3 separate regions of the Mus musculus genome follow, and regions 1 and 3 are each linked to region 2. Evidence: chromatin loops called from intact Hi-C (ENCODE). Cell type or tissue: gastrocnemius. All regions are shown on one strand. Each heading gives the region's core, and the rest is flanking DNA. Links, peaks and the distances in the headings are about the cores only.

Region 1 (9,953 bases), core at 1,237-9,236, 500 kb before region 2:
AATGGATGTAAAAAAATTCTGTTATTGGCATAAACTTAAATCACTTCATATGCTACTAAGTGCTTATTGTGTACTAAATAAACATGCCTAGAAAAAAATGTGTCCTTTGAACTTTAACTCTAATGAGGCATTATACAGCATATAATATATACTTTATATATCTATATATAGATATACATATATAGATAGATATATATATTTCATATACTATATATGTGTGTGTACCATTTATCATATGTGCATGTAACAGAGGAAGACTAGACTGAAGTCATACTATGAAAACTTGAGACTCACTATCATTGTGACCTTAGGAAATAGATGCTGTCCTGAGACCTGGGATGCACACTGGCCCAAATGCTGGGGAGCTGGGTCTTGTACCCTTTCCCAACGCCTTTCGTTTTGGAGTAGGCAATAGCTCCAGTCCTTTCTGCCTCACTTCCGTCAGGTATAAGGCGAGAGCCTGTACTAAGTGGTTAGAAGCCACCCTAATAGTGCCACTCCCTATGGCCAAGCATTCAAACACAGAAATCTATGAGAGACCCCATTAGCAATTAAACAAACATGAACATCAAAACTGCTTGTGTGCTTATCCTCCTACACTGTTACAGGACTTCGTCTCACCTTCACATGTCTACTTTGGTTTCTTTCCAGTTGTTGTCCTTGGTTTTCTTTTCCCAGTAGCCCTCTTCCCTGTAGTTCTTATTTACCTGTACCACTGCAAATCACTCCTAATGACTTTTTTCTGCATTAAGGCAAACCATATAGTTCTGTTAACAGTTTTTCTCCCTTAACTCTAAGAGGACTAAATCTCAAAACTGTACTTATTGCTAAATACTTATGATGTTTGAATAGAAGATGTTTTAAAATTAAGGTGAATGCAACTCAGTCACTGATGCAGATAGGTGTATGGTACAACCTAGAACAGCTCACAATCCCTGCTCTGAAAATTCACGGGCCCCTTAGAGGATCCAGTATGCCAAAATTCTTTCCACAATCATACTGAGACATTATTTGTTCCTTTCCTTTCCTTTCTTTATTATACACACAATTGTGCTCAAAATGTTACATGACTAAGGATAAAATTTTAGTGACAAAGCAGAGAAAGAGAGCCTATTTCCAAAGTGAGTCAGGCACTAAAGGGGACTGTAAACATTAAAAACAATGCTGTCCACATGATATGTTTGCTTTACATAGCATGGTTAGTGTTAAAAATGTTACTAACATTGATAACTAATTAATTTGCTACTGTGTTAAATAAGTATTCTGATGTTTCAGTTTTAATATCTAATATGATGGATGTTGGTTGTTATCATCCATGGAGTATAGATCATACAAATTCAAAGTCTTTGAAGTCTTTAATAATTTTCAGAAATGTGGAAGGGCCCTAAAACCTCAAGGGTTGATGACACCCTGGCAGGAGAAAGGTTAGATCTACAAGGATGAAGGCCTAGAAAGTGCCTGCCCGCCGGGAGGCAGAGGCAGGCGGATTTCTGAGTTCGAGGCCAGCCTGGTCTACAAAGTGAGTTCCAGGACAGCCAAGGCTATACAGAGAAACCCTGTCTCAACAAACCAAACCAAAAAAAAAAAAAAAAAGTGCCTGCCCTAGTGAGGGGCTTAATTAATAAGTATGTTCTATGTTCTATACATTGCCCAGATAATAGCTCCTCCAGAGCTGGGCACAAAACCACTACCTGACTGTGTTGAGTCTTAACACATTTACTAGAAGTGATAACTAGATTTTGCATTTTGACCTAGATACTTGTAAGTAAAACTGAAAGCTTCCTATCTGCCCCAGACCCTCACCTCTGTTCTTAAAAAGCATCGTGAGTCCTGAAACCCTGTACCAGTCCTCACCGTTCCTCCCAGTGAGAGTGCAGAAGAAATAAGAAACACAACCAAGTAAGGGTTTTTTTTTTGTTGTTGTTTTTTGGTTTTTTGTTTTTTAATGAATTAAGCCTTAAACCAGTAGCTAGGCAACCAATGAAATAGCCCTGACAACAGGGAAGAAAGAAAGAAGGTAATGGTTGCATTCAGCCAGAGTTTACACACAGCACACAGAGCTGCCCAGTGCTGCTGGTTCAAATGCAAAATGCAGCACTAATAAAGCCTCATTGCTTTTTTCAAATTGTATAGAGCTTCTGATTTGTGTACATTCTTTAAGTATAACTATATATGTTCATCTCAAAAAACATCCAGGAACACGTGTTTATGTAGCATGCTCCTGACATGTTCAGTAAATTGTATGTTTTGGAGGTGTGATATACCCCTTGGTTTAATTTCTAAGTAAAACTTCCCTCTCCATCTTCTGCAGGTGCGGAAAACAAACAAGATGATGAGAGAAGACATGCTGGGGTAAGGTCTTAGCTGGCCTTTGCTTCCCAACCAAGAAACAGGGACAGCAAAGCCCATATCCTTGACAGATCAAGAGAGACACACTGTATGTAACAGATAGTATTTTTGGAGCCTAAAGCACTTTTTAAGTATTGTTTATCATGTTCAAAGAATCATTCAATGTCTTTTGAACTGACTGCTGCTCTCCTTTGCAAACAAAGGTGATCATAGATTCTGCCCCTTCCTGTGAAATTTCCACTGTGGTTTACATTCCTCCATAGTATAGTTTTGGGAGCAAAGGAAACATAGAAAACACTGCAACTGATCACACTAGTCAAACTGCAAAGACAATAATCGCAATCAATTGGTTCTGCATATACTTGATTTGAAAACAGTAAAATCCCACTGGTCTGTATAAGGAGTTCAGTCATTCTGCTGTTTGCTAAATAATTTCCTCTCAGCCCCATTTCAGTTACTGCTGTATGGCTGCATTGATCTTTTGATTATGCTTACCTGGTCATGCAACAGTAAATATCTGAATCAGCTGTAGAAATAACAAGAAGCTGTAGCAACTGACCATGAGCAGCAGAGCCCGCTTACTGTTTCCCTTCCCCAATTAGAAGGGAGCTTTATACACTGCGGTGCTGATGGGCTGAGCTTTGCAAAGTCAGGCAAGAAACAAGGACCTATGCTTGGAAAAATGCAACAGTTGCCTTTTAAGACACACACACACACACGGGGGGGGGGGGGGGGGGGGGGAGGAAGAGAGAGAGACAGACAGACAGACAGATGTATATCTGCATCATTCAACCTTCTGTTTATGAACCCAGAGCCAAAGAATAGCCAAGCAGGGACAAGGCACTGTGGAGACAGAAAGCAGGAGGTTCATGCTGCTCTATGTCTAGCTTTTCCTTGTGCCATCAAAGGTTTGGGACAGTCAATACACAAGTTCTTTTGTATGTCCTAGGATTAAAACTATCATAGAAAGTTGCTAACTGAATCAGATACAATTGTCTATGTGAAAATAGTCTTCGGATGAGAAGCACCAAGACTCAAATCCGTTTTTTGCTCTAAGTCCGAAATGTCAGGAAGTGCCTTCCTTTCTACCAGGTAAGATGTAAAAATCCCTTCCATCCCCTCATATAAGGGGCCTGGTGGTGGTGGTGGTGGTGGTGGTAGTTGAATGGTTTGGTTTTATCAGATTTCAGCAAACCCAGGACCATGAACAGGCTCTCCACCAAAAAACTCCCTCTTCTACTCTGTACTTTCAGTCACAGCCCATGTACTTCAGATACAGGTAAAGTGTGGTCTTTATGTCACTGTGGCTCACTTTGTCATCTGCTGAGGGCCAAAATCTTTCTCAAGCAGTTTCCAGAGGGTGGTGGCTCAAGCCACATGTGTATGCCTGTGAAGCCTGCCCATTTCTGAGCACTGCAACCTGACATGATGCCCACACAAGAACATTCTCCAGCCAATCGCTGAGTCCATTCATAGGTCAAATGCACCACAGACCATTCATTAAGAGGGCTACCCTGCCTCACCTCTCCCTTAGCCAGATGCCCTGAGCTTAGTTAGCTCTAGGACATTTATAAGCAGAGTGATTGAAATTCAGCCTGGGATTTTCACAACAAAAATACTTAGAATTATCAGAACAATAAAGTGTGGTAAGGAATTTACCATAATATGATCTAATCACACTGGTGCTCCGGCACAGATGGGGCCGGCTGGTGTTCTTGGTGGGAAAAGCTAATTTAGGATGGAAACTCAGCCTTCTGCTGGCAGGATGCTCACAGTGTGTGTGTGTGTGTGTGTGTGTGTGTATGTGTGTGTGTGTTGTGCACACAGAGGCTCTTGGAGATGATGGTGCAGAAGAGCTCCTGGGGTGCCGTTACAGTCTATTGTCCCCACAATCTATGTATTTAGCAGACCCTGAAGAGAGATGCTCCACTGGGGCTGTTCTGACCAATCAAATCAGTGATGTTTTGACATAGCAGACATTTGCTCAATAAAGTGAAACAGATCATGGATAAATATGTATTCATATGGACACACACGTGAGCTTGTGTGTGCTATGGAAACATGGCTTTTCTGTTCCAGGTCCATAAATGTTAGTCCACCCTGGTTATACATACAGTATCTATTTAATGACACCTAGAGTGATAAATGTGACAGGCAGTGGTAGGCACCGGCATGTAATTCCCCATCGCCTTTAGCACTGGAAGGGTCTATCTATGTATGTTACTTGGCCTTGCTTCAGCTAAAGACAGTCACCTCAGGTCAAATCCTCTTCTCAGAGCAGCTTTCACGAAAGGACTGACTGGCACTAATGTAAAAACTCATTCTCTCTAAACTTGGAGCAGTTCTCAGTAACTGTGGGGTCCTGGAGCTTGTGCAGGAGTTGCTGGTGGAGGCACAGGGCCACCATTTCCTCACCCGGTCCTGCTTTGTCCCTGTCCCTCCTACAGACAGCACTTTTGGAGAGTCACCCCCTGACACACACATACACACACCTGCCATGAACATCCAGCTAATGGCTTGCTCCCCAGGGAGCCCAGGTATGTGTGCTACATTCTTTTGTAAAGAATGATCAAGTATGAGCGAGAAGTATGCTTAGTCAATGACAAGGCTTGTGACAGCAATGCTATAAAACTTACCTAAAACTGTAATATGGGGTCCAAAGAACAAATTCCTAAGTCTAGTTTAAAGGTCTTTATATTTAAAGAAAACTGGGCCAGTAGTTCAAAGGTGGCAATTTTCAAGCCAGATAGTAACCTGGATTTGTACCAGTCTACTTCCTAGTCTTTCTGCATATTATATACTCCCTTTTGATTTAGAAGAAAAGGTGAGAAGAAATAGTGGTGCCCCTATGGAAGGAAAGCCACCAAAGTAGGATTGAGATATGAGTCATACGAGAGACAAAGCTGCTTTCGGGGCTCTGGATGGTCTCTTGATGCATTCCTCTAACAGCGACCGGCCTAGCAAGCACAGATGTTCCCTCTAGAGGCCAACAAGGCCCAGGTCACACAAACTTCCCCAAGCCGGAGGTCAGGAGGTCTGAGATCCTGTACTGAACATGCATAGCATCCCTAAAGCGCGTGGGCTTCCAGTGTCCCAAATTCAACCCCAGTAAAGCTAGCTACTGACACAATGAGACCCTTCAGCTGGGAAACCACAGCTTCCTGATTCTGTGAAAACCACATTGCCGTTTACCTTGAGGGACTCGGTTCTCTTCAGCATGTTATATTTTAGGTTGTAGTTTATTAGTGTGTTCAAAGTCAACCTCACTTCTCATTTTTCTCTCATAACTTCCAAGGAAAAGCATAGTTTTCTTTTTCATTTTTAACTTCAGATTTCTTCCTCCCAAACGAATTAAGAAAAGACAGTGGGAAATAGAAATTAGGCTTTGGGATTTGAAGTGCATAGTGTCCACATTTGACCTGCAGCTCCAACTGATCAGAGTAAGTAAGTAACTACATAAGATGCAAGGTACTACTTTTAATTTCTGATTCTATGGGTAGGTGTGTTGCCTGAATTTATGTATGGTGTGCCAGGTCCTGTAGGAAGCTAAGGGCAGCCACAGTCCAATGAGAACTCAGGGGGAAATCCCAACTTTACTATACTTTGGGAGACCAGCTCTTTCTGGGGTTAATCTAGTGCAATAAGATGGGGCTTGGAGTGCCCCATCTTATTACCAGCCCTATCAGCCCCATCTAACCCTGCACTCCAGATGTCTCCTGAATGTGACCCAAGAATAGAGCAGTAAGGTCAAGAGGTTGGGAATGAGCTATGCATTTGCACCCCTTGTAGAGGTTCACATTGTTTCCTTAAGAGAGAAGTCTCAACCTTATGTGGCTACAAATGTGGCCTTATTTTGAAGTAGAGTTTTTATAGATGTCTGCAAGTTAGAGTAAGGTCACAACAGATTAGATGGGTTAGAAAGTAGACACATAAGACAGAAGGCATATAGAAAAGACAGGAGGAAATCGATGTAGAATAGACACAAGCCAGGGTTCCTGCAACAATTAGAAGCCAGGAAAATAAGGGGGAGGTCATGCCAGGAGAGCTGCAGAGAGCACAGCTTGGGGACTGGCCTCCAGAGCCACATAGCTGAAGTCGCTGCCTCTCTATACAAGCCAATGCGTCCTTACTTAGGAAAGGGTTTTACACCTGAGCTTCCAGATGATCACACCACACAGGGGACTACAAAAAGCACCATACACTTCCAACTTCTTCAGGAGCAAACAGAAAAGCCCTGCAGGGAACTGGGGAAACCACAAGCTTTTCTCCATTGTGCAAACTCTGCCATGTCTCCTCACCACAGTCACTGAGGATTGAAACAAAGGGGAGGTTCCCGGCCTGAGCTCAGCAGCCTGCAGTCTTAGTTTACAGAATAAACACATGGAAGTGTTTAACACTTACTTAACTACTATTACTACTGTCTATCACAGAATTCATCTGTCTCTCTACAGTAGTTCCACAGTTAAAAGTAAATAAATAAACATTTTCTCATAACTTAGTGCCGGGCAAGTATTTGTATGTATAAAAGGAATGAGTTGTCTTATCGGGCATACACCTTCCAGTCACCCCATTTCCACATTTCTTCAAGAGGCCAAATGTCTCCTGTATGTCAACCAGATCTCATTCACACCCAGGACAGATCCAGCGTGGCATGAACTGAAGAGGCTTCCCAGAACCCGCCAGGTCTACCATGCTTTTCCCAGGCTATGACTTTTACCTCATGTCCTCTGCTGCTCCCTCTCCTATGACAGTCTGGCCACACTAGTCTGTACACCCTTGGCTCTCTCTGTCTGGAGTGCCTTCCGTCCTGTTCCTGTGGCTTCACCATGGCTTCCTTCAGGTCTCTCTCCTGAGTCTTAGGCCCAGGCAGTCACTACTGCCAGTGGCTTCTCCCCTTTAACTTTCTTCTTGGCTCCTAACATATATTCACTCTGTTTTGCATACTTGCTTGCCTCTTCATGGTCTCCTTCCCCTGTTAGTGTGTGCTCTGTTTAGCTCCATGCTTCATGAATCTATCTTAGAACAGGTACTACATAAGTGATTTGCTGGATCAAATTGATAAAAATGAATACAGTTTGAAATTTGCTTGTTTTTGGTTTTTACTTTTTGAGGGAAAATCACAGCATTAATGGTGAGCAACAATTCACTTAACTGTTGTGAGCTTATGTTTATATTCTTTTAAACATTCTTACACTAGATTTTCATTCTAATTGGATAATTTACAGACTTTATTAGAAAGTTCCTAAGTATGTCCCAGAATGGGACAGAGAGAAAGCAACAGGCAGGTAGGTTGGGTACCTGGGAGGCAACCTAAGTGCCCATCAGCAGGGATGTGACCATGTGACACAGGACGATAAATTACAAGGTGGCCCTCAAGCTGGAAGCCCAGATCTTTGGTAGCAAGTTAGGACCTGGAGGCCTAAAGCAAAAGAGATGCAGACGAGCTGGTGGGCCTGCCATGCAGTGGAGAGGGATACAGGATTACCTTCTCAGTCCTGCAGTTGCTCAGCCCCATGTTGTTCATGGAGGACAGTTTCCCATCAACTCCGTGTGGCTGCTGTTGTTGCTCCCGCTGGATCTGTTCTCGCATCTTCCGAGCCTCCTGAATGGCTTTCATCACTGTGTCCTGGTCCCCAAACAGGGCAGGAGAGTTGAGACTGGATAGTATATCTGCATACACAGGGTGAATTATTAGAGGCGTGTGGGGACATAGTCTCTCATGTGCTGGCTATGATCCATTCCCCAGGGTAACAGTGTATTCTCTGAACAAGGAAGGGGCACATTTGTTATTAAGGAAACTACAACACTAGTTAGAGAACAGAAAGTCAACCAAGCTGTACAGGTTCAGGGTGCAGGTTGCACATGGAGGATACCCCAGTACTGCAGGCTGTGTGGTTGTTTTCTACCCTCTCACGGAGGACTGGTCCAAGGTTCTAATCTTGTATATACTGGGGGGAGTATTTTCCCTGCTTGTGCCTACAGTATCAATGCCCCTACATTCCTGTCCTAGGTCTACTGGGAGGGTAACTGCTTTGCATGTATCTGTAATTTACGTACAATCTTTGCTGATCTGTGGGGGATGGACAAGACAGGGGTAGGCAGAGAGGCAGCTGAGATTTGTCCCCATCCTCTGTTTGTGTGCTATGTGGAGGAGAGCAGTTTTAAGCTCAACAGAATGAGACCTAAGAGGGCACATGTGCACTATGGTGACATCTGTATGTGTATGTTATGTGTCCACTGCAGGAGTGAGGGGGCGGGGAGGAACACAACACGTTCTCCATTCTCCAAGAGCTGGCTGGTTAATGAAGCATTCTTCTTATCATGCTGCCTCGGTTATTTACCAAGAGGATGACAACCCTGCCCCACCCCCAGCTTGGACACCCACTGCTCCCAGCCCTCTCCCCCACTCCCGCTCCTGACAGTGAAGCAGTATGTGTGTCGATGGCTTTCACATGAGCACAAATCCTAAAATCAAGTAAGAATAAACATTTTCCTTCAATATGTTCTGTGTAACCCAGGGGGGAAAATGAAATGGAAACTAATTTTCCTCTATGCTTTGCATTGTCTCAGCTTAAATAAATACTTTGTTGGATTGGTTTTTCCATTTTGAGACAAAGGAGGGCAATTATTTGATTTCTGATAGATTTCAGCTGCTGTAGTGTATTTGACACAATCTACTTGTGTGAGGCCCTTTGTATTTCACCACACATGTGTGTTAGAGGTACATATGTATATATGCATATACCTCACAGAGACAGGAACAGGAAAACCAGACTACAATCAAGCTTATATCACATGCCTTGTATGTACAATGTGTGTACATATATATGTGTACGTATATGTATATATGCATATATATATACCTACATATAGAAAATGTTGCAAAAAGTTCCAAAAACTGTCTATGAAAATGTTTTTAAAAGTCAGTTACTTTATAAAATATTAAAAACATTTTCTTTTGTTTTGGAAGTTTGCTGATTAAATAAAAGACCACTTTTGTGAAATACTATTTGCACAAGATTGCTGTCCAGCAGCTAATGCTTTTAGTCCTTCCCATCTGGCTTCTGACCTAAGAAGCTGCTGATAGGAGCAGGGCCTGGGACATACCAGCTCTGTCTCTATCCCTTTGGATGCACAGTCCAGGCTGTAAGTACTTTCCAAACAACATGTGAAAGTGACTGCACAAAGCCACTTCAAGAAGCAGGCCTCTGTTTCCTTATGTTGGTTCTCTTTTCTCATCTCCCAACTCCCAAGATGTCAGCCAAAAGAAACAGTTCGTGTTAACGTTCTGGATGTGTGTCTCCATCCTCTCCCTGAGGGGCCCTGACAGGGTGTAAGAATCTGTGGCTCCTAGGAGAGGAGCCTAACTGGAAATCAGAACAGACTGCTGTCCACATCCTAACGTCCCAACTGCCATTGGTAACAGCACATCTTACTGTCAGAAGACACACTCACACTCAGCCCAGTTGAGTGTACTTCTAACTGTGAGCTTCCTGATAGGCAATAAGGCTCCATGATTCAATACCACAAGGAAGAGGACATAGTAAGAAAATGGCCAGTCTAATCCCCACCACCCACGCCCCCATAGTCTTTATTTGGAAACC
Region 2 (9,953 bases), core at 669-8,668:
GCAGTGTACAAGGGGTCGACCTCCCTCAAGCAAGGCCCAGAAAGGAAAAAAAAACAAAAACAAAAACACAAAACTGAGGTCAGTGGAGACCTACATCAGGAACAAAGCTAGGAGCAAGATCCTAGTTGATCAACATAAGCTGCAGAGACTTTAAAGGCTTCTACTTTGTAGAAACTGACAAAAGAGAGCTCCTTTGAGGAGCCTTCTAAGGAGAGACACTGAAGTAAACAGAAGAATCTGGAATGATGAGCAACAAGAGGAAGACCTCCCATAGATAGAAGCAAGAATAAAAGAGAAATTGTTAAGCAGGCAATGGAAGGAAGAGGCTCCTAATGTATACTCCATGTTAATTAGCTTCCATATGAACTCCAGACAAGAGAGAGGTGGGATGGAGGTAGAGAGCACACCTAGGATGAGCCTGGAGAAATGCAGAGACTGGCTGTTTCTGCTTTCTGGAAAACAACTGGAGGGTTCAGAGTTTAGAGGCTGTGTGTTAAAATGGCTTGAAGGCTGGTTGGAAGGAAAGGAGTCCTTAACAAGAAATGTTGAGATTTCCATTGCTCACAACTGCCTCCAGATAGCACAACTAGAGAACCATGAAGGGTACCTAGTAGGCCAGATTTTTATTTAGCAGTGTTCCTTAGAACACTGGACCGTCCATAGACCTAACATCCAGAAGGAAAGTCCAAATCTGCACTTCCATCTGAGAAAGCTTCCCCCATTTGTGTCTGAGCAAGGCTCCACCTGGCCCAGCTCTGAATTCCTGAGCCTTGAACTCTTCAGCTGCCTCAGCTGCCTTCCTGAGAATTCAAACCAGAAACCCTGTCCAGAAACCCTGTCCAAATCCTACAGGTCAAACCAAATGACCTGCCCTAAAAAGCTGCAAAGAGAAGTGCCAAGATAGGTGTCAAAGACCAATTCGCAGGGAAGAGCCATTCAAACAGATGAGCCATTGCATAAGCAAACATGGGCGCCACTGGGTTCCTCCTAATTGCTGAGGCAGGTTTGGCTTTCCCAATACCAGCACATTGGTCTTTTAAAATCACAGAGTATTCTGGGATCTGGGAAGCAGAACCAGCCGACCAGAAAACAGGCCTCTGGGCTGGCGGGAGGCAAGAAGGAAAAGAAAAAGATTTCTGTGATCCAAGGCCCTAGTACCTTCTGAAAAGGAGCTCAAGAGACCGCTTTAGATTTCAAGTCATAAACTAGTACCAAAGTAGATGGCTGAGGGGCAAACAACCCAGAGCAGGTGACATATTTCGTCCCAAAGGAAGAACACTAAAGTTTGGGGTCTGGGCGTCACAATCCAGACTGCACTGGGTGACATGTGGCCCGGGGGAAGTAGGGGTGTGTGCTTGCTAAGGGTTTCCTCCAAAGCCTTGAGCACCAGCTGTACTACGCAAGTGGGTGAGGCAGAAAGCCAGGCATCCATCCGCTGGTCTGGTGGGCTTCCCACCTGATCCGCACGCCTGCGGGTTCCAAGAAGTCTATGAAGGGCACCCGACACCGCATCCCAATCCTGGAACACACAAGCTCACTTCTAGGGTCTGGAGCCAGCTCGACTTGAACCCAGCCTTTGAAATGCCAGGACTGAGAAGGGAAGAAGAGGCCAGCGGGTGGGGCTGACTTACCTGCCTGCTGCGGTTGCTGCCTGGGCGCCCGCTGTGTTTGTGTCCCTTTGCACCTCGACCAACCAAAGGCAACTCGGCTTTGTTAAGTTTGGCCTCGCACCTCCAGAGAAGAGGCACGAACTGGCAGAGACAAGGCGCGTTCCTGGAGAGAGGTTCCCCCTGAACTTGGGAAGGGCAATGCAATTAATCCTGCTTCAGAAGTTAATATTTAAAACACCCACGCAAAGAGAGAGAGAGAGAGAGAGAGAGAGAGAGAGAGAGAGAGAAGAAAGAAAGAAAGAAAGAAAGAAAGAAAGAAAGAAAGAAAGAAAGAAAGAAAGAAAATAGAACAGCCGTTAAAACCTCGAATTCTCCCTTTGAAAGGCTCTTTTACACTAACCGGGCGGATCATTCAGACCTACATGACTTCATCTTAAGGTGGCCAACTTCTCGCAGGAAGGGCTTCATGGCTACTGTGTAAACAGGACAAATATGTCACTCACTCCAAAACACCAAGGAGAACTTTTAACAAAACGAAGAGTATGTGAACGAGTGTAAAAGGCAAAAGGGAAGAAGTTGAAAAACTTTAATTACAGCGTGGAGAAAAGTTTTCGCCATTGGTCTCCTTAACCCTGGATGACAAACACCCAAGCGCTCTCGCAGCCCGCGGCACTTTTGTTTAAGTTTGGGAGAAGCAGATAGTATCAGCTCCCAAATAACAGTGCCCTTGGGACAGGCAGTGCCTCAAAGAGGTTGGAACTCGGGTTTCAGCAACAAAAGCAAACTGTGAATAATATTCTTCGTCCTTTAAGATAGCATTTCGCAGAAGGACAAGGCACTGCGCCTGTACTTTAAACGGATGGAGAATAACATTAAATTTCATCTGAATCTGAGAGTCATCCAGTTGAAAAAAGCATAGCCACGGTGACAAGAGCAACAGAGCACTGTCACAAAGGTAGGAAAAGTGGTAAAAATGCATGAACTTCTGTTTTCAAAGAACAATAAAGATAAATAAAAAGTAAGTTTTCTAGACATGCCTTTCCTAGCTTAGGAAAGTTAATTTCCCAATGTGCTTTTGCTGTCAAAGGTGCAAAGCCAAGGCGAGGGAGTGCGTGGCTGGAATCTGCATGCTGATAAGAGAAGGGTGATGTACTTACAGTGACAGAGGGCAGGCTGCGGGAGAAAAGCTGTTTGTGTTAGCCTGCGAGTTACCCAGGGCTGCAGTGAGAGCCGAAGGGAGGAGGCGTGGGAGTGCCCGTCTGCGTACACCTTCACCGCGTCTCATTACATCTGCCAGCCTCTCTCTCCCTCTCTCTTTCATTTCCACATTCCCTTTGTTCCTGAAAAAAAAAATCTACACGTCACATCAGAGTCCCCAGATGCAGTCTACACCAAAGAAAAAAATGAATAATTCAATCAAACTGTGCATAGTCTCTAAGGCAATAAATCTATCGCACTTAAAGAAACGAAGGGTAATTACTACCATAGAATTAGAATAAGGCCAAAGACCAGAGATGTCGCTGAGTCTCTGGATAAACTCCACAGTCAAATAAAGTTTCATTTATTTGATCCTTTTTACATCTTGAACGGGAAGTCAGACAAAAAATTAAACTTATTTTAGAGCTATTCGCATCTTTTGAAACACTGTCTAGAGAGTGGGGGAGGGTATTAGAGGGTCTACCTTGTTCAAAAGCTCCCAAAGACATCAGCTGAGCGCCCGGCACAGACACCAACCAAGACAATGCGTGCTGGTGGAGTCTGTCCAGAGCCCATTTCTCCCACTCCACCCTCCTCCACTCCCCTCTCAACAGCAGAGCGCCCTCCGCTAGCCCACAACTGTGACTCTACAGGAGGGCAGCTGTAATCTGAGAGCCTTACCTGCGGCAGTGCGAAGACCCCAAAGAAACTGTCTTTCGCTGCCACCAACACCCCGTGCCATTCCTACGCACCCCTCCAAAGTCCTGTAACCATCTAGTTCTTCCATCTGCCTACAAGAAACTGTATACCGGATTTCCCCCCCCACGACTGAATGGAAGCTCTATACGGAACTGACTTCTGGATATGCCTTGGGTTGAGTTAAAGCGATGTCTGGAAAGGAAAAGAAGGGGAGGAAAAAAGGAGGGGGCAGCTCAAGCCCTATCCAAGTTAGTCAGAAGGCGGTGTTAGGCGGGAAGCGCCTACGGGAGAAACAGCTGGGCTGCACACTGGCCGTGCAGATCGCAGTTCTAGGAACCGTGTCCTTCGTCCCTGAGGTAAGACTGTATGACTGCCGCATGCTTATTCTTTCACTGTCCGTGTCTCTCTTCTCCGCCCACAACTACCCCTACCCCTAGGGTCGGCCTGCGCGCACCCTAGAGGACTCCAGCGCAGCAAAGAGTTGTATATACCGGAGCCACTCATAAATCGTGGGTGTCACTGAACAGAGATCTGCAAACCTGCTGTTTGCCACAGCAATCAAACCCTCTGTCCTGCCAGTTGCTCACTGACCCAGGGTACTCAGGCCGCACAGTGGGCAGAAGCCCGGACCAGCCAGATCACAGGGGACGGGAGGGGGGTTGGGGGGACTGCAGGCTCAGGTGACGCCAGGAAAGCTCCAGCGTCCCAAACGGGGCTAGTTTCCATCCTAGAAGCGCTTCTGCCTGCTTCGGCGATACAGAAGCGCAGGCTACGCGCACGTGCGTGTACACACAGAAAGAGAGTCATTCAGTCATTCAGTCACGCACGAACGCACGGCTGACATTCCGGCCCAACGATCCATCTACAAGGGCCCCTTTAACAGTCAATTCAGCTCTCGGAGGAGCCGCTGGGAAACTGGAGTTCGTGGAGGAGCCCATGGGTGCCAACTGCCAGTGCAGCCTTTGTTTACGTGCCTCGGTCGCCACCTTGAGGTGGAGCTCAAGAGTGCGCTGGGCTCAAAGCCACTACGACCCATCATGCAGGCAGAGCTGGCAGCCAGGACGACCTCCGGGACAGTTTTTGTTTTGTTTTGTTTTTTGTTTTTTGTTTTTGTTTTTGTTTTTGTTTTTGTTTTAAGCCTACGAAGGTCCCCCTGGAGCAGAGGAGTCCCGGAAGCCGTACTGCTGGGAAACCCAGATCAGAAGATGGCAGAGCGACACCTGCAAAGTAGCTAATGCCAGTACTCAGTGCATTCTCTCACTAGACTACAAACCTGGGGTTAGAGAACAGATCCGAGACCCGGACTTTCAGCACTAACTACCCAGGCAGGGAACGGGTAGATACCTTGAGAAAGACACAGCCTCGGCTCCTACAGGACGGAGGTCATGGCTCAGGGCGGCCTCGGCCTCCCTTGGGTTCCTTTGCTTGCTCTTCGATGGGAGACAAAGGTACTTAGAGATGCAAGCAGTCATAAGCAGAGGTCTTAAGATGAGAACTGAAAACAAGAGAGGAACGTTGAGACAGCATAGCTATGTGCTGCAAAAGCTGAGTCTCAAGTGTCCCACTTCCCAAAAACTCAGGCCTTCTGGGCACCTTAAGAATAGGTTTGGCAAAACAGTAGTGTGCTATTAATTGTATCACCTGCTTCCATCGTCTTAAGCTCATTTTCACTCACTGCTCTGCAGATATATTTGCAGTTTGTATATCAGGCTTTTAAGAGCCCTCTTGTTGAATCTTGCAACAACCTACTGCAGTTGTTCTTTGTTATTCCTGGACAACTGCCTTCAAGACTTGGAGGCATCTTACAAAGCCATCCCAAAGGTTCTCCTCAGAGAACTGCCCTGAGAACACTTCTGAGATTTTTCACTGCTGCTTGAGTACATAAATGTTATTTAAATATGATGTTTTACAAAAGGAGAATTGTTTAAGAAAAAGGACACTTGGGAACTATTTTGAGTTATATGAAAGCTTAAACCAGGACTGGCTGACACCAGCTGTGGCCTCCAGTATTTGGCCAGCAATAAATAAATGAAAGAAAATTTGTAAATAGGTCCACAGCAATATGATGCTAATAGCCAAGAGGAAATGTTTTCTCTGAAAGGAGAAGCAACAAGCCTCGAAGCCAGACCTCTCTCCTGATTTATGCCACAGCCCAGCAAATCAACAGTGCCTTCGCTCATGTGGAAAGCTGAGTACTATTGAATACAGTACTGAATTTTCCCAGGGAATCCCAATCATAGAAACACCTGTGCTAAGTAATGTTATTCTAATCCACTATGAAAATCGTAAGTATGTAATAGCCCTCAAATCATCTCATTTCTTAGTCACAGTGGGGTGGGCCAACTTCATGGAAGAACATTAGGCTTGCACAATGCTCCAAAGCCTTAACTCAAAGGAAGCTTGGCTTTACTATACATAATACTGGCCATTCATTTTATCTTAAATGAGACGGGCAAACACTAGAGCCAACATAACTGGCAGAAACCAAGCTTAGGTAGAAATATCAAAGAACTGGAAAATACATTGAATGTGTAGAGACCAATTCCATAATTTTTAAACAAAAATCCTTGCAATATTAAGCTGACATTATTCAATGGGCATACTTCACATTACTATAAATAGAAAATAAATAGGAAAATGTAATGAAATTACGCCATCAAAAATACAAGGATCTGGTTGGAAACCACTGTAACCCCTACCACCGCTCCAAGCCCCATATAAACCAACCGTGCTTTAAAATCATCAAGCTAACCTGTTTGAACTGCTCCATGAAAGAACAAGTCAGGATTACAGCTGCTTTACCACTGGATGCCACTGAAGCTAATGCCAGGCAAACAGTCACAGGAAATAGAAAGGCTTATCACACATCCAAATGCTCCTTTGAAAAGCCTATATGGAATTTGGGGTTTTTTTTAACCAAAATAAAAGTGATCTGGACAATTTACAAATTTAACACACAGGGTGGGGGGATACAATGAAAAGTTATGTTTCAAACACAGCAGTAAACTCCCTCACTAAAACTCCCCAGTACCCCCTCTCAGTGAGTGTGATACTGAGTTGCCTTTGCACCGTGGCCCACTGTCACACTGCCTCATAGGTGCTGACTGACTGACTAAACCTTCCTTCCAGACCAGAAGTTTACCACTCGCTACGATGACTGTCATTCCATTTAGGATACACTCGAGCTACACAGGAAACAGTAGGCAAATCAATATGACACCTGTTGTAATTGCCTCATAAAAGACAGACAAGGGTCCGCTCACCAGTTGCTGCCAGCAAAGCAGCTTACTGACATTGTCCTTCTTCAGAAGTTTGATTAGTTGCTTTAGAATTTTATGTTTTATGCATTGTGTTTTTAAAACTGAATTTGGTGTCCTATAATTTTAAAATGTGTTTCTTAACAATCTCTCTTTTGAAACTACAGATTGCTTTTTAAAATGTCTAAGTATAGGATTTCTGTTGCATTCACCGAGAGCCTAACATGTGAAAAGAAAATAATTAAAAGCATGTTAACCAAGGATTTATGTTTTGCATTTTTATAATTCAATGAACACGAATTAAAAATGACTTTTATAAAATATATTAGCAAAAATGGTGTTTGATAATTCCACCTGATGTTAAATTATCTTATTCATTATATATTGTTTAAATTAAATTACCTAATTTTTATCAACCAACAAATTATATACATTTCTAAAATAAATTTTTTTAATTATACATTTCTAATTTTTCAAGTGGTATATCTAAAAGCATCTTTATTTAACAAGAGAGTCCATGGTTATAAGCCATAGACTAAATAGCATATTTTATTTTTGAATCAGTCCTAAAAAAAATTCAACCTGTATTTCAAATCAAAATGTTTAATATCAGTGCTAGGCAAATATCCTTAAACTGATGATACATGTCATTATCATACATCATAACCATACAATAGCGATATGAGCTTCTTGAACTCAAACAACTAAAGTTGAAGGAATAAGCCAGTGTTCCCAAGGATTTGAATAGTCACTGTTGCTTAAGTAGATCATTGGATGTTATTGAATTTTTGTTTTTATTAGTTTTTTTTTTACATTAGTTTGAGGATATTGTCTTTCCAGTAGGGGTGGAGAGAAAAGCAGCCATGTTGAAAGTCAGCAGCATGTGTTCACGCCCGTATTCATTCCTATTGCTTCAAGAAAACAGGCAGCGAAAGGTTCTCTTATACATGCTTAAAAGTTCAGTAACTGTAGCTTCTGAGGAAAATGCATAAACCCAAGAGTTCATATAAACCTCTTCGGATTGAATGCAGAATGTTAACCATCTGACTCTCAAAGCTGATGAGCGCAGTAGCAAAATGAATATTAAGCAAATGACTGTTGCCTACACTCACTAGAATTAGCATACTTCAGATTATAGTTTATAAATTTTTAAGAACATGAGCATCATGATATGGTTGTCATAGAAACTGCAACAATATGTCATTTAAATTAATTTTCTATGCAGTGATAAGGCCTAGTTCTACATCACTCCAATACAAGTTTAAAAAGCAAAAGAAACGCAGTGAGAGTCCAACTTCTACCAGCTTAGAAAAGGATAAAGTGCAAATGTTTTAAAGAAAGAAAAATGACAATGCATTCTAATTGCATAGTAAGATGGCAATTTAATAAAGGTTATAAAATGCTTTAAATGAGCACATTCTGAAAAAAAAGTTTTTATTAACAATCAGCTACTTCTTTTAGTATTCCTTACTCTTGTTACACAGGCCTATTTATAGGTAACAAAAATTATTGGTTATTATGTGTTACTTAATTATTAAATTATGGATGCTCTTTATGTTCTTGAAAGATGGGTGCAGTCACTTTCACATTATAAATTCAGAACAACTAGAACAGAATTTTAATATTTTTAGTGATTACTTCAACAGAGTCTCTGATTTAGAAAGAAGTGCCACTGCATTACTGCAAATGCCTTCATACTATATCACTGCCAGGGAGTCTCTGTTGACATTAATGGCTCAATTATTGGAACAGAAAAAGCCTATGAAAATAAAGCATATTTCCTAAAGACAGAAGATTTCATGTCCTAAATTAATCTGTCTTTTGGCTACCAAATATCTTTTCCTTATATTTTCTATCATTGAACATTTCGATATGGAATATATCCATGAAATTTTAAAGTCTATATTATATACTTAAACTCTGTATTTATATTGCTTATTTTGTATGTAATTTAGCCTTTGTTGGTAATATTTCAACTAATTGCAGAAAGAAATTTCATGAAAGCACCAATGAGAATGTTGTACTTGTACAAGTGATTTCTGAGACATGAATGAAGGGACACATGTTTTTACAGTCTGAGAAACAACCTGAAAGGGAGATAGAAACGTATATAACATAGCTTTCTTGATAGGATTAAGAGGATTCCAACGCTTTTAAATGCCAGTTTTTCTGACAATTAACAATGAAAAGCAGATGTTTACAAAGCTGTTTCCTATGCTGTCTTAAGAGACGATAAAGGATGGTTTGTGGATAGTAAGAATGAAAAGCCAGATAACTGCTTGCCGGGTATGTATTTAAAAAGCATTTTCATTGGCTCACTTATTGTTAATAGAGAAAGAAAAACACTTTGTGCTGCACGCACTGCGTGACTGTGACTATAGAAACTGCCATCATAAGTCCTCAAAAACTCCTCAGATGTAATTTACAAAGATAATAATAACACAGGATTATTTCACTTCTCTGAATGCCACACATTTGCATACCAGAACTTTGTACAATGTAGTCATAATGCACATTGACAATGGCAAGGGCTCCATAGCACGTTAGCTGCAGCACACGGTCTGTGCTTCACACAGTCTGTCTCACCAAGCTTTACTCACTGTTGTCAGTGTTTTTCTTAGTAAGCCAGGTGTCCGCTGCATACAGAACTGAGAGACCACGTTAGCAACTGCAGCACCATTGTAAGAAAACACAAGGAAGCTGAAAACCATGTGACCTTGAAAACAGTAACAAGGTGTGACTTGAGAAAGCTACAAGTGAATATTTTTTTAAAGTTATATGTGATAACCATGGGCCTTTATTACCAGAAATAAACTTCAAAACTTGCTGATGCTCAGAGTTTAGATAGTTTTGGTATTATTATCTATTGAACCAAGTATGTGCTAAATATTTTTAATGTTTACAGCTTTAAATATGCATTTGTAATGAGCCTTCTTCTTGCAGCATCTATCTCCTGCCTACAGCTTAGTGGCTGTGTGTGTGCTATCCACTACAAACAGCAAATAAAGTCTAATCAGGTCTGTGTCTGTGAGGGACTCTTTCCATGAGGTACCTCTGGAGGAGTGAATGGAACTCCGTGGAGCCCACAGGCACAGCATTGTTGTTGCCGACATGGTTATTCTCTAAAGTGACCTTGGAAGCTTTTCATATTTGTCAAAATGGAAAAGATATTTTTGAAGCACAGTGAAGA
Region 3 (9,953 bases), core at 1,389-9,388, 590 kb before region 2:
CCTGATAATTACATGTGCTCTTTGACAGAGCCCTGCCATGTCTGTGTGAGATCCCCAATCCACGGAGCCTTTGCTAGCATTGGACTAGGAACAGGTTCCAATGTCTTTCCTGCTTTGCTCTGTCAACTCCAGGATCTGGGACACTGTCTTCTCCTCTGACCATCTCTTGCCATCTCTCCAGCTCCCTTCTTGTGCTAGCTATTTTGTCTCCTTGGTGTGATGAAAATACCTGACCTTGGTTAACTGGAGGAAAGAAGGGTTCACCTTTTCTACAGTTTGGTGGGGCTGTTAACCACAGAGGGAAAGGCTCCAGTGTGAGGCAGCTGCTCACACTGCAACCCCAACAAGGAGAACCTGGCAGGCAGGAAGAAAGTAGGGCAAAGCTATAAAACCTCAACCCTTCCCATGCCTTAGGGGACCTACTCCAGTCAGTAAGGCTCTACCTCCAAGTTTCTATAACCTTCCAAAAGAATGCCACGCCACTGGGGATGGGGGTGTTTAAACAAATGAAATGGGGGAGGGGGTGTTCACACTCAGATCCAATCACAGGGCTATCTTCATTGTTCCTTTATCATCTTAGCACATATCATTCTCTGATGTACTAATCTTTAGATTATTTGTCTGTGCATGGAAATGTAGACTTAGTAAGATTAGAGCTTTTTCTTGTTTCTGGCTTACTGCTGTACCCTTACTGTCCAGATAATAACCACAAAGTGTGTTTACTAGTAACTTGTTTTCTTTTTAAAGATGTGTTTTATTGGGGAAAGGGAGGCTCTGCAGAGACAGCTCAGTGCTTAAGACCCCTTGCTGGAAAAAATGCCTTTTCCAGAGGAGCACAGTTTGATTCCCAGCACCCACACAGGGGCTTACAGTAGTCATAACTTCAGTGCCGGGTGATCCATTGCCCCCTAGGGTACCGCACACACATGTGCATTGGCAACATGCAGGCAAAACGCCCATACACATACAGGGAAGAGAGAGAGAGAGGGGGGGGGGAGAAAATTTACTTATTTACAAGTGCGCACGCGCACACACACACACTGTAAGAAGTGAGAAAATGTTTAGGTCTTTAGGGATTTCAGACTAAGCCAAGTATAATGGCACATGTCTGCAATCCCAGCAACTCAGAAAGCTGAGGCGGGAGGATCTGAAATTGGAGGTTAGTCTAGAAGGAAAATAATGACAGCCCCCCCACCCACAATCCCTAAACTGCCATGGGTTGGCTCGTGCCCTTCTTGAGAAACAGAGCCATGGAGTAGCCACAGGGCCATCAGTTTTCTTGCCTGGACTCACTCCCTTCCAGCTGCCCACACAAGGCGATGAACATTCCCTTTGAGCAGCTTCTAAACCACCCTTCAGAGTCCCATCCCCCGGTGCTTTCTCCGGGGCCGCAAGCCTCTTTACAAGACAGTTTCTTTGGGTTTCCCAAAGCAGGACACCCTGACACTTGGCATCCCAAACAGGCTTCTTATTTGCTTCCACCACACACAGTGGGTTCTGGAACATTCTGAGGAATGGGCTCTTCTGGCCAGCAAAGTCAAACCCAAAGAATCAGATAAACAGCAGCGGCCCGGCCTCCACCCCTCTTGGGGCTGATTCATGAGGCCCAGGCGTGCCCTTTAGCTGCCAGCACAGGGCCCTGTGTGCTCAGAAAAATCCTGCCTGGGGTCTGGGGCGGCGGCAGGCTCCTAAGAAGAGCACCGCCTACATAAGCAGGCGTCTGCCTCTGCCCGGGAGCCCATCCGTTATTCTCCGCCGCACAAACACCTTCCACTTTGTACTAACATTTTGGCAGTTCCCTACAAACAAGCACTTAGCGCTGCTCCATAACTCTGCGTTGTTGCTGGGCCTTGGCTCCCGGCTGGCACAGGCAGCGGAGTGGGCTGTAAAAACAACAAAAAACGTCTGAAAGCGAATGAACCATTTGTGCTTTTTTTTCCCCTTCTCCTGCATCCCCTGCTGCTCCCCTGTGTTGTGGTAGATACACAAGTATGAGTTCAGACTTTGCACCACATTGGGGGGGGGGGGGGAACAGCTATGTGAATTTCAACAGGATGGCTTACAAGGCCCCAGGTGTCACTTTGTGTCCTGGGGCGGTGGCTTCCTGTATTGTTGCCCTGGATCTACAGACTTCGAGTTCACCTACGACTCACTCAGTTTGGGCTTCATTTACCATCTGGGTACCCATGCGACAGGCTCTTCTGAAAGAGAGGGTGAAGGGTCTTAAACACGGTTGTTGGCTATCCCAAGTCCGTCTCCACAAGCCTGGCCCAGAAGGACCTTGGGTCTAACAAATAAAAGACTTAGAGCTTTGCCTGGCAGAGTTACAGCATTGCCACCACAAGAGCCAGGTTGTGAGGCTGCTGATGGCCTCTGCATGGCTCTTCTAGCCCCAAACTAGCAAGGTTGCTCCAGGTCTGAGAAACAAACCATCTGCCCAGGGCCCCTCTCTGGGTGCCCACTGCTGGCTCAACCTCTTAGCTAGTACCTCTTTGTATGTTTCCTGGATCCGCCAAGAGCTCAAATTTTGTCTAAGGTATTTGAGAGGCCCTGCCAATGTTATGTACTGGGTAGGTGACCATACATTTCTCCTGAAAAATGGAATTTAATTCTTGAAGGGAATTTCTTCCATCTGAAGGCAAAAATGCTTGGGCTCACAGTGGCTTGCCTGGGGTCACACAGCTAATAAATGAGGATTCTGGGATTGCAAGGAAGGTCAAGAGTGCAAAATTAATTCTCAGGGCCAACCTGGGCTACTTGAGAACCTAGTTAAGCTGGGTGGAATGATGTACATTTTTAATTCAAACACTCGGGAGCCAGAGACAGGTGGATCTCTATGAGTCTGAAGCCAGCCTGGTTTATGTAGTGAGTCCAAGACCTGCCAGGGCTACCTATGAAAATATCTAAAAACAAATGACAAACAAAACCAAATTAATCAGGGAGAGGTCTTACTTCTGGGTCATACCTTTTTACCTTCAAACCATCTTCAACATTTTGCCAACTGTGCAACACAAGGAACTGTGCCCTCTCCTCTTAGGCCTAGGGCATCTGTACAGTGAGGGGCCTGGGTCTGGTCCTCCCTCTGATCTTCTGTCTTTTACATGTAACTGTGGTGAGCTCTGGTCTTCAAATTATGCCCATCCTTCTCCTCAGGTACCTTTCTCATTCATTCATTCATTCATTCATTCATTCATTCTTTCATTCTTAGTGAGGCACTTACCTCCAGCTGCCTCTGGTCATATGCACAGCACACCAACAGGAACCCGCCATGGATCGGATCGTGTGACCAACTACAACAAATGTGTACACTCCAGCTCACTGGCAGGTTCTTAAGTTCTGGCACCTACACTCAGGGACAGAGCAAGCTGAGACACCAGAGGGTTAGAGACGAAGCAAGGTCCAGGTTGAGCAGGGAGGTGTAGCTGATGTAGGTCTGGCTCGGGACATAAGCACTGAAGTGGGTAGTATGAGCTGGCAGGCGAGGGTAGCAAGCCCAGTCAGTCTCAGTCATAATTGGAGGTGAGGGCACAGGCTAACCTGAGCTTGGTTCAAACCCGAGCCTAAGTCAGCTGGCTGGGGAGATGGCTTGGAAGGTAAAGTGTAAGGAGCAAAGCTCAGAACCCCAGAACCCAGGAAACCGTCAGATGGGTGTGCTGGCCTGCCTCTAATCTTGATTTGGGCCAGGCAAAGACAGGGGATGCTCAAAGGTAGCAGAGTAGCTAGACTAGCCAAATATGGGAGCTCTGGGTTCAAGTGAGAGATTTTTTTGACTCAATATATAAAGTAGGAAAGTGACAACCTCACCCAACAGCAACATCTGACCTCCATACTTGTGTGCCTTCCCATGTATGTGTGAGCATGCGTGCACACACTACACACACAGGCGTTACACAAACAGAAAGTAGGGGTCTGGGAGGGGAGGTCTAGATCCACTGTCCCCACCACAGATTCCCCACAGATGAGCAGGTGCTAATGGCTTTGTCCCAGGGTGACTGGAAGCCATGGAAAGCAAGCAGAGGCCAGACCTGTTAGAAAAATATCAACACTCTAAAGACCTCACAGCCTCAAGGATAAGTCCTGTTATTATTCTTATATGGACGGGGTAACCAGTAAGAGGTCTTCCCCACTTCCAGCCTTAGCTTTGAATCACACCAGAAAGATTTAGACACAGAGTCCCAGGGAAAACAGCCTGAACAGTCATCTTTCCCAGGGGAAACCCCAGCCTCTGACTGGCCACAAGGTTCTGCGTGCCTTGCCACTTAGGCCTGGGAATTGACAGGCCCAGCCCACCCAAATTACCCTCAGTGGGCATCTGCCTTTGGTTAAAGGCACAGCGCTTCTTAGTAGCTTAGAACATCAGCCATAAACAGAGCATCTGCATGGCGCATGGTGTCGTTTAAAAATAGCTCAGGCTTGGGAACCGCATTTTCCTTCCCTGGGAGTTCTTGGAATAAGAGCAGAAGCATCTTTGGTAAGATTTAGCCCTCTAACACGTTTCTCCAGTAAGCCATCTTTGGTCTCAGGGCCCTGGATAAGAGCAGGCTGCCATGCTGGCGCAGTCCTCCAAACAGCCACGAGGTGGCGCCATGGCTGCCTTGTGGGGGTCTATAGGCCCCAGGGCCCCCGCACTACAGTCTTGGCTCGCCCACCCCTGGGCCCGGGAGCTGGCTGCGGGCAGCGGCTTGGCAGCCTAGATCTGGGGGCGGATGGCGGGTGGTGTGGGGTTTCAGCCTCCCCGGAGGGCCCTCACTGCTGTGTGCTGAGCAAACGTTCGGGCCTGATGTCGGCAACATGCGGAACCAATTTACAGGGGAACTCGGCAGCCAAATCAGCCACCTTTGGGCGGGAGGCAGGATCTCTGTCGCCCCCAGGGGCTCAGGAGCTCCTGTTTGGAAAACCAGAGGTTTCCTTATGCTTAGGGACAAGACCAGCCCAGCTAAAAGTGTGGAGTCAGGGGTGAACTCACCTGTCCTAGGCAGGGCATTTTTAACCCAGGACTCATTGTCGTGTTTCATAAACTACCTAGTACCCAGGTCATCCTCCAGGCCATCTGCCAATCTTTAGGGAGTGCGAAGACAGCACTAGAATAAACCAGGAAAGCAACGTGGGTTCAGGGCACTCACACTAAATAATCTGACTCTTCGGCTGGGCCAGGGCACTTAAACACAGACCCCTCAAACGCAAGGCCATGGGGCCTAGACCGGAGCTCCTCACAGCGCGGGCACAAAAGCAAAATGAGAGAAAAGGTTTGACTCACAGTTCAGGGTCCATCATGGCAGAGTAGTGACTGCAGCAGACCTTAGTGGGATCTGGTCACTTTGTGTCCACAGTCAAGAAGCAAAGAGCAGTGAGCCCATGGTCACCTTTCTCATACAATCCACCATTTTCTACAATCTAGCCCCCTCCAGCACAAACTGGCTCTACTCACAGTAGGTGCATATTTGCATCTCACTTAACACAAGATAATTCCCCACAGGTCTGCGCAGAGGCCCTTGTACCGGGTCTCATCAAGATGAGAACTTTGACCATTTGTGGGGCAGCTGTGTTGACAACCACTGCAGTGCAATACTCTACTCTTCAAGCTTCTAAAGACGCCAGTCTTCACATTGTGGTTCAATGGAAGAGCACAAAGCCCTGGAGTCCATCGACAGGACCACCCCAAAATAAAAGTCCTTAAGTCCTATTTCCTTCCAAGCCAGCCAAGTGACAGCCAAGTGCTGGCCCCAGAGCCAGCCAAACCTAGCTTTCCTTCTGCCTGCTGCACGCTGTGGCTACTTCCCATGCCCTCTAGCTCCTCCATTGCTTCCTTAGGCTGACTGATACTGGGAGTGCTCAGGCCTGCTCAGGTCTGCAGAAAGAATTCATCTGCCTCGAACCAGCAGGTGTGGCCAACACTGAGAACTAGATGGGATTCCTCTGTCTTTTGGTTAATGTAGGAAGCCCATGGAAGACCCAAAGGAGTAACAAAAGACACCATTTGTGGTCCCCAGAAAGTTTATGTTTTTAGTAAAGCTGACAGATAGGAATCAGTGAATCACAGAAATGAGTGTAAAATAACAACATGGCCCGGTGCTGCAGGGGAGGGCTCTGTGGAGCTAGCCAAGCATCTGCAGGTATCAGGAAGGCTTCCCAAAGACAGTGAGGGCTAAAGCTGCCTCCAGGTCAGGTAAGGAGAGAGATGTTGCTGGTAAAGGGCTCACATGACAACGGACCAGCAGCATGTGCAAAGCCACGGGCCTGCTCCGAGGCACCTGACACAGAGAGATGAGCTTAGAGCAAGCCGCAGGGGCTGGGCTATGGACTGGAACCTTGTTCTGTAAATAAGAGCAGGGCTGCTGAAAGGGTTAAAGGCCAGCAGGGCTTTGAGCCTGCTTGTTGAAGTTGGTGATAAGGAAGACCAAGTAGAGTGTGTGTACTATTCCTCCAACCGGAGGAGGGATGGATGGCATGTGATTTCATATGCTGAGCAGCCCAGTGGGCCAGATGCTAAGGGAAAGACTCTACAAGTGGAGAGAACCCAAACTGAGGCTTCCTTGTCCCTGGTCAATGAGACTGTTCCTGCCACACCAAACACTCCAGAAAATAATCAATTAATTTCTTGGGTTGATGACATGTAGTTAAAGTGTTTTTGTGTTTTAAATACCCATAAGCAGGAGAAGCTGGGCATGTTGTAAGGGAAGTAAGCTCTCTTTCACGTAACTTCACAGGACAACAAGAGCCAGGCACACCAAGATCTGGCCATGGCAACAGAGCCAACCAAGCATGTGCTGCATCCAGGATGGAGGGACCTGTGAGCTCGTGGCCTCTGCCAGCCAGTGCAGTGCCTCCCTTGCAACCTTCATGGCTCAATGGTCAGGGTTTATAATTCATAGATAGCAGGAAACATGACATTTTATACAGTGCTTCATTTAAATGTACAAATATAATCCTGGCACTGTGTTAGATGGGCAACGAAGGCTGCTATCCCTAGATACAGGCATATGGAGCCTGGGAGAGCTGGGGACCAATACCCTTGGGATGGAAAGCTCTGGCCTGCACAGAGGCCCGAGGAGAGGCAGCATGGCTGACTGGCTGCGGCCAGGACTTCATGTTGTCAAACAAGGATTAGTGATGAATTGTGAGGCACGTGACCTTGAACGAGAGTCCGATCATCTCTTTCCTCAGCTATAATAGGTGGATAATAATTTGTCCTGTCAAGCAAATCATGGAGGTGATGACACCCCATAATGTGTAAAGCGTGGAGAGTAAGAGGCCTTAGTATCTCCCCACAGAGGCTCTGAACTCAGGACCAGGAGGGTAATGGAGGAGCCTTCCTCAGGGCTCAGGAAGCAAGGGCCTCTTGCCACTTCTTCCCTCGCCACCCGACTGTCCTTGTGCCCTGTAACAGACAGGATCCATGCCTGTTGAGTTCCTGCCTGCCCTCACCACCTGCCACCAGGGTGCAAATATCTAGTGGAATGGAATGCCTCCCTCAGCAATGTCTGTGTGGCCCTGTCCTGTCATTTGTATGCCCTCCAAATGCATACCCTCCATTTGGGGGGGGGGGGGATAAACTAGCCTTGAACTAGTTGTGTAATTGAAGATGACCTTGAACTTTTGACTTCTCTCTTCTACCTTAAGCATGCCCACTTTTATGCACTACTTGGACAAGAACCCAGACTTTGTGCATGGGAGGCAGGCTCTCACGGTGGGAAAACACGAAGCCTTGTGGCTGGCGCTTACCGTGCAGTTTTGTTCCCACATTAGCAAATGGAGAAGCACGGGGCTGAATCAGAAACAAGTGAGCCAACATTCTTCAAAGCCCTCTACATATGTCACGTAGACCTCTTATACCAAAGATCCCATAACTGTCAAAAAGTGTACCACCAGCTGGGGACCAGGTGCTCAAACACATGAGTCTAAGGGGGACATTTCTGGCCCAAACTTTATAATAACAATGTATTTTACCATTTAAGAGTGTTCACTTTCACCAGTCGTGTGACCTCTGACAGTGGTACCTGCCAGTAGGCACATGATGAAGAGGGCAATGCAGGAAGATTGTGAGTTAGAGGTCACACACACACACATATACACATGTGTACACACACATACACATGTGCGGACACACACATGCACACACATACACACAGGGCAGGGAATAGCAGAGAATTTGCTTCTATTCCTAATTCACTAAAAGTTTACTGAGAAAAATGAGATTTGGTGGGAGTTGAGTGTTTTCCTGTATGATTTAGGTAATAATATTGGTTTTCTCAATTGTTCTTTTAAATGTAAATTACATGTATTGCTTAAAAAAATATTAAACCAAGAGACTGGGGAGATAGCTCAGTGGTTAAGCGCATTGGCTGCCCTTGCAAAGAACCAGGATTTGAGTCCCAGCACCCACATGGTTGCTCACAACCATCTGCAGCTCTAGGGGATCCAGCACCCTCTCTGTCTTTCACGGTGGCTGCATGCACATGGCACACATTAACTCATGCAAGCACACACATTACATACGAAAGTAAACAAAATTACTGAAGAAATAAATAAAAATAATATATTAAACCAATCTTGACTTCCTAGAATAAACCTCTCTTGGTCATGATTAATTTTTCTTTTGGTACGTTCTGGAATTTCACTTGCATACATGTCAAAGATTCTTGCATACATGCACTAAAGATGTTGATCAAGTTTTTGCTCTTCCCTTTGTCTGTCCATCCCACCCATCCATTTCATCCATCACACCCACCCATTGTTGTGTTTTATAAAAAGAAAGAGACCAGAGATATGTTTGGTGGAGTCGTGGTATGGTGTGGGAGAATGGGGTGCCTCTGCGGGGCCCATGCTGAGGCATCCCTTCCCCTGAGGGGCCAGCCACACAAAGACAGTTTAGTATAGAATAGAGTTTATTTAGGGCATGGGGAGGGGAGTTGAGGAGGTCGTAGAGGCAGAGAAAGGCAGAAAGAGAGCAAGAGTGAGAAAGAGAGAGAGAGAGAGAGAGAGAGAGAGAGAGAGAGAGAGGGGAGTAGAGGCCGGCCATGAGCACATGGAGAAAGAGGGGGAAGGGGGAAGGGGAGGAGGGAAAGGGAACAGGAGCAAGAGAGAGGAAGGGGCAAGCAGCCCCTTTTATAGTAAGTCAGGTACACCTGGCTGTTGCCAGGTAATTGTGGGGCAGAGCTTGGACAAAATGCCAACACCCGTCCCTTCTCTTCCTTCCTTCCTTCCTTCCTTCCTTCCTTCCTTCCTTCCTTCCTTGCTTCCTTGCTTCCTTGCTTCCTTGCTTCCTTCCTTCCTTGCTTGCTTGCTTCCTTCCTTCCTTCCTTCCTTGCTTCCTTACTTCCTTCCTTCCTTGCTTGCTTGCTTGCTTCCTTCCTTCCTTCCTTCCTTCCTTCCTTGCTTCCTTGCTTCCTTCCTTCCTTCCTTCCTTCCTTCCTTGCTTCCTTCCTTCCTCCCTTCCTTTCTTCTTCCCTCCCTTCTTTTTTTGTGATGTCTCTGCCCGGTTTTAATATCAGGGTAATACTAAAATCTTAAAAGAAACTCTTGAAGCTTGGCATTATTTATTTCCTTTCATACTTGAGTTTATCAATGCCACTTCCAAACCTGGAATTTTCTTTGTGGGAAGAGTTTGTAACCACAAAACATCAAATATTTTTTAAAGACTAGGAAATTATTCATATTTCGTACCATTTTTTGAGCCTCCTTGCTAATTTTTAAATTGCCCTCTGTATCTAAGACTTCAAATTCATTGACCAAAACACAAAGCATTTTTTTTCATAGTTTTCTCTTATCTGTTGCGGTCTCCTTCCTGTTGTCCAGGAGGCTTACATCCCTTCTTTCCCTCCAGTCCAGCCTCAGTAGAGGTTTATCAATTGTATTGACCTCAAAGAGGAAGCCACTGATGGTTTCTTTGATTTCCCCCATTGCTTTCTATCTACTAGCTCATTGATTGTTACTGTTTATTGTTTCCTCCTTCT

Evidence for each region. A loop is a pair of places that touch in the nucleus more often than their neighbours do. Peaks named below come from ENCODE experiments on the same cell type or tissue, not always from the same donor. Only the 100,000 strongest peaks of a DNase experiment are listed, where the experiment ranks them.
Region 1: a loop joins it to region 2, with 4 times the contacts of the local background. A loop is called at or near these places in 2 of 42 quality-filtered maps.
Region 3: it touches region 2 in a loop (7-fold over the local background); 11 of 42 quality-filtered maps call a loop at or near these places.

The regions. Positions count from the first base shown.
Region 1 is chr7:115,533,788-115,543,740 of GRCm38, forward strand. Sox6 (SRY (sex determining region Y)-box 6) reads right to left here. Exons shown (of 16, transcript NM_001025559.3): 12 at 7,835-8,019. Among named protein-coding and RNA genes, the nearest start is that of Gm51455, 41 kb to the left of the region's middle. In gastrocnemius, for the core only: a CTCF peak has its summit at 5,333 (motif pointing left); no DNase peak of the experiment used is centred there; H3K27ac peaks cover 883 bases.
Region 2 is chr7:116,035,910-116,045,862 of GRCm38, forward strand. Sox6 (SRY (sex determining region Y)-box 6) reads right to left here and starts at 2,835. Exons shown (of 16, transcript NM_001025559.3): 1 at 2,768-2,835. In gastrocnemius, for the core only: a CTCF peak has its summit at 4,504 (motif pointing left); DNase peaks (open chromatin) are centred at 2,795, 3,496, 3,863 and 4,481; H3K4me3 peaks cover 2,833 bases; H3K27ac peaks cover 1,691 bases.
Region 3 is chr7:115,448,916-115,458,868 of GRCm38, forward strand. No RefSeq gene overlaps it. Among named protein-coding and RNA genes, the nearest start is that of Gm51455, 44 kb to the right of the region's middle. In gastrocnemius, for the core only: a CTCF peak has its summit at 4,571 (motif pointing right); a DNase peak (open chromatin) is centred at 4,621; H3K4me3 peaks cover 318 bases; H3K27ac peaks cover 1,555 bases.